Regions from separate parts of the Homo sapiens genome. Here region 2 is linked to region 1. Evidence: read pairs that join two places in POLR2A ChIA-PET (ENCODE). Cell type or tissue: GM12878. All regions are shown on one strand. Each heading gives the region's core, and the rest is flanking DNA. Links, peaks and the distances in the headings are about the cores only.

Evidence for each region. ChIA-PET counts read pairs that join two places held together with the same protein. Peaks named below come from ENCODE experiments on the same cell type or tissue, not always from the same donor. Only the 100,000 strongest peaks of a DNase experiment are listed, where the experiment ranks them.
Region 2: POLR2A ChIA-PET joins it to region 1 with 5 read pairs; 3 of 35 experiments call an interaction of 5 or more read pairs at or near these places.

Annotation. Positions count from the first base shown.
Region 1 is chr15:90,666,921-90,671,305 of GRCh38, reverse strand. All of the region lies in intron 2 of CRTC3-AS1 (CRTC3 antisense RNA 1), which reads left to right. Among named protein-coding and RNA genes, the nearest start is that of LINC01585, 8.9 kb to the right of the region's middle. In GM12878, for the core only: no CTCF peak of the experiment used is centred there; no DNase peak of the experiment used is centred there; H3K4me3 peaks cover 812 bases; H3K27ac peaks cover 2,403 bases.
Region 2 is chr15:90,828,660-90,833,044 of GRCh38, reverse strand. No RefSeq gene overlaps it. Among named protein-coding and RNA genes, the nearest start is that of FURIN, 38 kb to the left of the region's middle. RefSeq lists an enhancer at 2,866-2,955. In GM12878, for the core only: no CTCF peak of the experiment used is centred there; no DNase peak of the experiment used is centred there; H3K4me3 peaks cover 423 bases; H3K27ac peaks cover 320 bases.

The DNA of each region.
Region 1 (4,385 bases), core at 309-4,308:
TTATATTTTTTTAATACAATTTAAAAAATATATATTTCTCCACCTTGTTCCTGGCCTTTTTCTCCTAAGCTTCAGCCCCACAGCTCCCACAGGCATCTGAAACTCGACGTGCCCAGATGAGAACTCATCTTTCTCCCTTCTAAGCTGGGCTGTTCTTTTTTTTTTTTACACAGAGTTTTGCTCTTGTTGCCCAGAGCTGGAGTGCAATGGGGCTATCTCACCTTACCACAGCCTATGCCTCCCAGGTTCAAGCGATTCTCCTGTCTCAGCCTCCTGAGTAGCTGGGATTACAGGCATGCGCCACCACGCCGGGCTAATTTTGTATTTTTAGTAGAGACAGGGTTTCTCCATGTTGGTCAGGCTGGTCTTGAACTCCCGACCTCAGGTGATCCACCCGCTTCAGCCTCCCAAAGTGCATGGATTACAGACGTAAGCCACTGCTCCCGGCCTGAGCTGTTCTTTACTCTCATGGTTGGCATCCCCATCCAACCAGGTCCCTGGGTGGCCTCTGACTTCTGACAAGTGACACTTCTTGCCAGAGGACTACCCCGAACTCACTGGTAGCTCACTCATGAGGCTCAGCTGGGGTAGGCCCAGCTGTACCTCCAGTCACCCCTGTGTCCATGTTCATCAGGCACCACACAGGCATGTTCCTCAATGCAAATCTGATCTGACACTGCTCTGCACTGAACTCCTTGGCGTCTCCCCCTGCTCCCCACCCCTCCAGCCCCTCCCATTGAGCGCCTCTCAGTTTCCCTCATGCCTCCAATTCCCCAAATGTCTTTCCACCCAAGCTCCCCGTCTCCTTGCTACCCTAGGCGTGTTCTTCAAGTCTCACTTTATCTGTTAACTTCTGGAAATCTGTGCCCGATCTCACACTTGGAGTTAGGCATTCTTCCTATCATGGGCAGGGTGAATAGTACCTTCTACAGTCATCATGATATAAACACTTATGAGGGCCGGCCGCGGTGGCTCACACCTGTAATCCCAGCACTTTGGGAGGCTGAGGTGGGTGGATCACGAGGTCAGGAGTTCGAGACCATCCTGGCCAAGATGGTGAAACCCCGTCTCTACTAAAAATACAAAAAATTAGCTGGGTGCGGTGGCGGATGCCTGTAATCCCAGCTGCTCGGGAGGGTGAGGCAGGACAATCACTTGAACCTGGGAGGTGGAGGTTGCAGTGAGCTGAGATCACGCCTTTGCACTCCAGCCTGGGCGACAGTGCAAGACTCTGTCTCAACAAATAAACAAACAAACACTTTTGATTTCTTTGAACATTGTGATGTAACTCTCTGGGGAAGATCAGCAGGGGGAAATGGTGTGTTTGTGTATAGGTGTTGAGGGGTATGGTCAGAGAGCTTAGTCTCCATTTTTCAGAGTAGGAAGTTTGAAGTCAGTAGATGGTGGTTCAAATTGAAAAAATCAATAGACATATAAGCTTTATTATTTAGAATTAGAAATGTAAATATTTTTAAAAACCCAAGAGTTTGACAACTACAGGGCTGGATTAGGGGGCTGTTGCTATATAACTGATGTTTAATGTATAACTAATCAAACAACAACTACATTAGGAAAATAAGTAAAACAGATCAAATCAGAGCTGCTCTGTGTGGGGTAGGAGGGCAGCTCCAGCCCATCCCTGGGACTCTCAGAGCACAATTTGAAACTAGACGCAGGCCAGGTCTGGTGGCTCATGCCTGTAATCCCAGCACTTTGGGAGGCCAAGCCCAGAGGATCTCATGAGGCCAGGAGTTCAAGACCAGCCCGGGCAACACAGTGACACCCCATCTCTACAAAAAAGTTAAAAAGTTAGCCAGGCACAGTGGCATGTGCCTATATTCCCATCTACTCAAGAGGCTGAGGCAGGAGGATCGCTTGAGCCCAGGAGTTCAAGGCTGCAGTGAGCCATGATTGTGCCCTGCACTCCAGCCTGCACGACAGAGCAGGACCCCGTCTCTTAGAAAGCAAACCCACAAACAACAACAACAACAACAAAAAACAGAAGCCAGGCAAACCATGGTTTCACGAAACTCCCTGGAAATGAGAGAACTGTCTAACACCTTGGATGAGAAATAGCCATTTGAACAATTAATTTGTGATTCAGGATGGGAGAATTTTGCCACATTTAGTTTCTACAAAGAAGCAAATGCTGCCATTTCTCTTTTGAGGTTTATTCAACATTTAGAAAGCCTGGGCAATATGGTGAAACCACGTCTCTACAAAAAAGTTTTAAAAAAAATTAGCCGGGTGTGGTGGCATGCACCTGTAGTCCCAGCTACTTGGGAGGCTGAGGTGGGAGGATCACTTGAGCCCAGGAGGCATAGGTTGCAATGAGCCAAGATCTTGCCACTGCACTCCAGCCTGGGAGACAGAGCCAGAACATGTCTCAAAAAAAAAAAAAAAAGAATCTAGAAGAATAAATCTACCAATCATCACTGGCCCCACATCTAAGCAACTGTGTCTTTCAGAGATGGTCTCTCTTGGCTGGTGAGGTACCTTCCTGGTCCTTCACTGAGATTCAAAGGGGGTGTCTTGAGAAAGAGCGACAGAAAAAGCTCTGTTCCCAGAGCTATCTCTGAAAACATGTAGAATTTTTTTGGCAAAATCTTGGCCATATTAAATCAAGGAAACTGCATATTTTAATTAGGTTCTTCCTGGGCCAAGTTTTTACATAGATTTTCAGCAATGTTAATGCATGATATATAAGCATAGAACCTTGATGTCAGGAAGAGGCTGTATGAAGATACTAATGCAACATACTGCATTTAGAAAGCCTTTCACCCTGAATCATATAGAACAGAAACATCTTTTTACGATCTCATTTCACAGTCACATGTGAAATTTATCTTTAAGCCTTAGGAATGTACATATATTTCTATATATTTGTAAAATCTGCAGAAGGGAGCACAAGGCATTAGGAGAGTTACATTCAGGCTTTTCTGCAGGATTTCCAGGAGCACCTCTTTTTGTGGGGTTTCCTTAACATAGAAGCGTTTTATTTTCTTTTTCCCCTTTAAGAAAAATTTAATTTTTTGTTTTGTTTTGTTTTGTTTTGTTTTGAGATGGAGTTTCGCTCTTGTTGCTCAGGCTGGAGTGCAATGGTGCGATCTCAGTTCACTTCAACCATCCGCCTCCTGGGTTTAAGTGATTCTCCTGCCTCAGCCACCCAAGTAGCTGGGATTGCAGGCACACACTGCCATGCTTGGCTAATTTCTGTATTTTTAGTAGAGACGGGGTTTCACTATGTTGGTCAGGTAGGTCTCAAACTCCTGAACTCAGGTGATCCATCCACCTCGGCCTTCCAAAGTGCTGGGATTAAAGGTGTGAGCCACTGCTCTTGGTCCTTGATTTTTTTTTTTTTTTTTTTTTTTTAAGACAAGGTCTTCCCTGTTGCCCAGGCTGGAGTGTGAGTGGTGTGATCATAGCCCACTGTAGCCTTGACCTTCTGGACTCAAGCCTCCCGAGTAGCTGGGACTACAGTGTGTGCCACCATGCCTGGCTAATTTTTTAATGAAATGGGGGTCTCACTTTGTTGCCCAGGCTGATCTTCAACTCCTGGGCTCAAGCGACCCACCCCCTTCAGCCTCCCAAAGTGCTAGGATTACAGGCATGAGTCACTGCACCCAGCTAAAATTTTTTTTTAAGACTTAATTTTTTTTAGACCAGGTTTATGTTCACAGCAAAAAGGAAGGTACAGAGAGTTCCGGTGTACTCCCTGCCAGCCTCCCCGATGATTAACATCCCCTCAGAGCAGTCCATTTTTTACAATCCATGAACCTACACATCATCATTGCCCAGAGTCCACAGCGTACATTAGGGTTCACTCTGCTGTTGAACATGCTGTGGGTTTGGACAAATGTACAATGACATGCATCCATACAGAGTATGGATGTATCATACAGAGTAGTTTCACTGCCCTAAATAGAAGCCTTTTTTTTGAGGTGTGTCCCCAGGTTTTGCCCTTTAGCTGAGAACTCTCACACTCACTGCCACTCCCAAGAGTGGACTGTGTCCCCATTCCAACCCCACGTGCTCACACAACCACAGGGCAGAGGGGGCAGCTGCCCCGTGGGGAAGTGCCCCAGAGACTGAGCCCATTGCTCAGTCTGCCCTGGGGATCTGGATGGGGACATCCAGAGACAGGGTCAGTTAGTGTAATCACCAAACTTGTTTGGATCATGGAAAGACCCACGTGTTTCAGCAGAGGTGAGGGAGCAGCTCTGCACAGCGGGGAGAGGGGAAAAGTAGGTGAGCTGGGGAAACAGGGAGAAGAGATTTCTGTCCTGAGGCAGGGACAGTTGGAGACAGAGTCAAACAGGATTCAAGTGATGGCAAGATGGAAAGACAGAAACAGGGACACAGTCGAAAAAAGATGCCACCGAGCA
Region 2 (4,385 bases), core at 297-4,296, 160 kb before region 1:
GATGCTGATATTTTTACTTTGTCAAGGTTTATTTATTTTTATTTTTATTTTATTTTATTTATTTATTTTTGAGACAGAGTCTAGCTCTGTCACCCAGGCTGGAGTGCAGTGGCGTGATCTCAGCTCACTGCAACCTCTGCCTCCCAGGTTCAGTCTGGTCTCAAACTCCTGACCTCAGGTGATCCACCTGCCTTGGCCTCCCAAAGTGCTGGGATTACAGGTGTGAGCCACCACGCTCAGATTTTGTCAAGGTTTGTAACACTTTTACTTTAAAACCATAATTCTCCCAGTATTTAGTCTTTTTTTTTTTCTTTTTTGAGAAGGAGTTTCACTCTTTCTGCCTGCAACTTCTGCCTCCCGGGTTCAAGTGATTCTCTTGCTTCAGCCTCCTGAGTAGCTGAGATTACAGGCGCACGCCACCACGCCCAGCTAATTTTGTATTTTTAGTAGAGATGGGGTTTCACCATGTTGGCCAGGCTGGTCTTGAACTCCTGACCTCCAGTAATCCACCCACCTCAGCCTCCCAAAGTGCTGGAATTATAGGCGTGAGCCACCATGTCTGGCCGCCTTTTTTTTTTTTTTTTTTTTGAGATGGGGTCTTGCTCTGTCGCTCAGGCTGGAGTGCAATGGTGTGATCTCAGCTTACTCTAACCTCTGCCTCCCGGATTCAAGTGATTCTCCCTACTCAACCACCCCAGTAGCTGGGATTACAGGCACTGGCCATCATGCCTGGCTAATTTTTGTATTTTTGTACACAGAGTTTCGCCATGTTGTCCAGGCTGGTCTCAAACTCCTGAGCTCAAGTGATCCACCCATCCTGGCCTCTCAAAATGTTGGGATTACAGGCATGAGCCACCATGCCTGGCTATCAGCATTTAGCCTTATAATGAAATTGAAATAGATTCCATTCCATTCTTTTTTTTTTTTTTTTTTTTTGAAGCAGAGTTTTGCTCTTGTTGCCCAGCCTGGAGTGCAGTGGTGTGATCTTGGTTCACTGCAACCTCTGCCTCCCGGGTTCAAGTGATTCTCCTGCCTCAGCCTCCCAAGTAGCTGGAATTACAGGCATGCACCACCACGCCTGGATAATTTTTGTATTTTTATTTTTAATGTATTTATTTATTTTTGAGATGGAGTTTTGCTCTTCTTGCCCAGGCTGGAGTGCAATGGCGCGATCTCCGCTCACGGCAACCCCTGCCTCTGGGGTTCAAGCGATTCTCCTGCCTCAGCCTCCTCAGTAGCTAGGATTACAGGCATGCGCCACCACGCCCGGCTAATTTTGCATTTTTAGTAGAGAGGGGGTTTCTCCATGTTGGTCAGGCTGGTCTTGAACTCCTGACCTCAGGTGATCTGCCCGCCTCAACCTCCCAAAGTGCTGGGATTACAGGCTTAAGCCACCACACCCGGCCTTCCATTCCATTCTTTAATGACATTTTGTCCAGGTGCCTGAAGAGTTTTTTCTTTATCCTTAAAGTTCAGTAACTTGGCCGGGCGCAGTGGCACATGCCTGTAATCCTAGCACTTTGGGAGGCCGAGGCGGGCTGATCACCTGAGGTCGGGAGTTCGAAACCTGCCTGACCAACATGGAGAAACCCTGTCTCTGCTAAAAATACAAAAATAGCTGGGCATGGTGGCACATGCTTGTAATCCCAGCTACTCGGGAGGCTGAGGCAGGAGAATCGCTTGAATCGGGGAGGCAGAGGTGGTGGTGAGCTGAGATCTTGCCATTGCACTCCAGCCTGGCAACAAGAGCGAAACTCTGTCTTGAAAAAAAAAAAAAAAAAAGTTCACTAACTCAGCCAGTATGTTCCTATGTTGGTCATTGTGAATTTGCTTCCCTGGAGTAGTCATGCCCTCGCAGTCTGTAGAGTTGGTTCTTCGTTTCAGGAAGACTTTCTCTAAATAGCTTTTTGTTTCAGTTGTTGGATAATCTACTTCAGGGAGTGCAGTCACCCTGATGTTGGAAGGTCTGGGACCCATAATGGTCATTTTCTCTCTAATTGTTTTAATTTGTCTTTTTCTCTAAATTCACTGCAATTATTTCAAGTTTCTCTCCCACACTATTCCCTTGCTTTTCAGATGCATGTACTATGTTGTAACTCTGTTTTTAGATGTGTCATGGTCCTGTTTTGGTTAATGCGTTTCCTCCCCTCTGCAGTTTCTTTGCATTTCCTGATATATATATTTTTTTTGTCATCTCTCCTTTTTTTCTTTTCTTTGAGACAGAGTCTCGCTCTGTCACCAAGGCTGGAGTGCAGTGGTGCAATCTTGGCTCACTGCAACCTCTGCCTCCTGGGTTCACACCATTCTCCTGCCTCAGCCTCCTGAGTAGCTGGGATTACAGGCGCCCGCCACCACACCCGCCTAATTTTTGTATTTTTAGTAGAAACAGGGTTTCACCATGTTGGCCAGGATGGTCTCAAACTCCTGGCCTCAGGTGATCTGTCCGCCTTGGCCTCCCAAAGTGTTGGGATTACAGGCGTGAGCCACCGTGCCTGGCCTGTCATCTCTTCTTTGTGCTCTTTTCATTCAACTTTTTTTTTTTTTTTTAAGAAATGGGGCTTCACAAGGTTGCCCAGGCTGGTCTCAAACCCCTGGGCTCAAGTGATCCTCCCACTTGGCCCCCCTAGCAGGTGGGCCTGACAGGCGCGCACCACTGCACCCGGCTCGTGCTTTTTATACCTGGTTCATATTCTCATTCACTTTTGTCTAGCGCGAAGCTATCAGTTCCAAGAAAGCCACTCAGGTCCTTGGCTCTGCTGGCTTTCAGCTGTGCCCCTGTGTGATTTCCTTCCCTTTCCTGGCACTTGCGTGTAGGGAGGCGTTGCAAGTTTTTTTCATCTTGCTCGGTTAGCTAACTCCTGACGTTTTACTTGTTCTGCTACGGGAACCTTCCTGTCTTCCCCGAAGAAGGGCAGTTTTGAGGCTGCATTGTTTTCAGTTGGGTAGCCTGAGTGCGCAGAGGTGGGTGGGAAAGTCCCCCCGGCTGAGGCCACCCTGCTGGGGGCCACAGGTCTTCTCTGTCCTGTCATCCCCTAAACATCCTGTGCCCAGCCTTCTGCCCTACTCCTCACCCCAGCAGCTGAACACGATAGCCTTGGAGGTCCCTTCTCACTCTGTCACCCAGACTGGAGTGCAGTGGCAAGATCTCGGCTCACTGCAACCTCCGCCTCCTGGGTGCAAGCAATTCTCCTGCCTCAGCCTCCTGAGTAGCTGGGACCACAAGCGTACCATCACAGCCAGCTCATTTTTGTATTTTTAGTAGAGATGGGGTTTCACCATGTTTGCCAGGATGGTCTTGGATTCCTGACCTCAGGTGATCCACCCACCTTGGCCTGTTGGCTCACTCTTTTCCCAAAAATTTGTCATTGTTGTGCATGTGGTCAGGTATTGGGGTTGGGGAGTTCGCCCCTCATTCTGCCTTCTAAAGTCTGAACTCCCCTCCTCAGGAGGCTCTGCAAAATGCCAATCTCCAGGGCCTGTCCACCCCAAGAGCAGAGGTCCGTGGGTCTGGGTGGGACCTCTCCCTCCCGCCCAAGTGATGCACCTGAGCAGGCTTGGGGTTGAGAAGTGCAGACTCATCCACCAGGAGCATTTGCATTTTACTCAAATTAAAGAAATGCAGCCCTGCTTATGTAAGTCTATATGGCACTGAAATTGAACAGTCCTGGAATGTCCAAGTGGGTGGGCGGACTTGATTATCAGCTTCCAGTGAGGGTCATTCTATTGGTGAGGCCTCGAGGCACAGAGAGGCGAAGTGACTTGCCCAAGGTCACCCAGCATGTCGGCAACAGGCAGGTTTGAAGAACTGGAAATGGTGACTCCAGACCTGGGGGCTGGGATCAGGGTGGCCCACTTCAGGGAGCAGGAAGGTCTTAAAAATTTAATTTTAATTTTTTTTTTTTTAAGACGGAGTCTTGCTCTGTCGCCCAGGCTGGAGTGCAGTGGCGCAATCTCAGCTCACTGCAACCTCCACCTTCTGGGTTCAAGTGATTCTCCTGCCTCAGTTTCCCAAGTAGCTGGGACTACAGGCATGTGCCACAACACCCTGCTAATTTTTTCTATTTTTAGTAGAGAAAGGGTTTCACCATGTTAGCAAGAATGTTCTCGATCCCCTGACCTCGTGATCTGCCCACCTCGGCCTCCCAAAGTGCTGAGATTATAGGCATAAGCCACTGCACCAGGCTAAATTTTAATATTTTTTTTTGAGACAGAGTTCACTCTGTCCCCCAGGCTGGAGTGCAGTGGCATGATCTCGGTTTGCTGCAACCTCCACTTCCTGGGTTCAAGCAATTCGCGTGCCTCAGCCTCTCGAGTAGCTGGGACTACAGGCATGTACCACCACGCTCGGCTAATTTTGTATTTTTAGTAGAGATAAGGTTTCACCA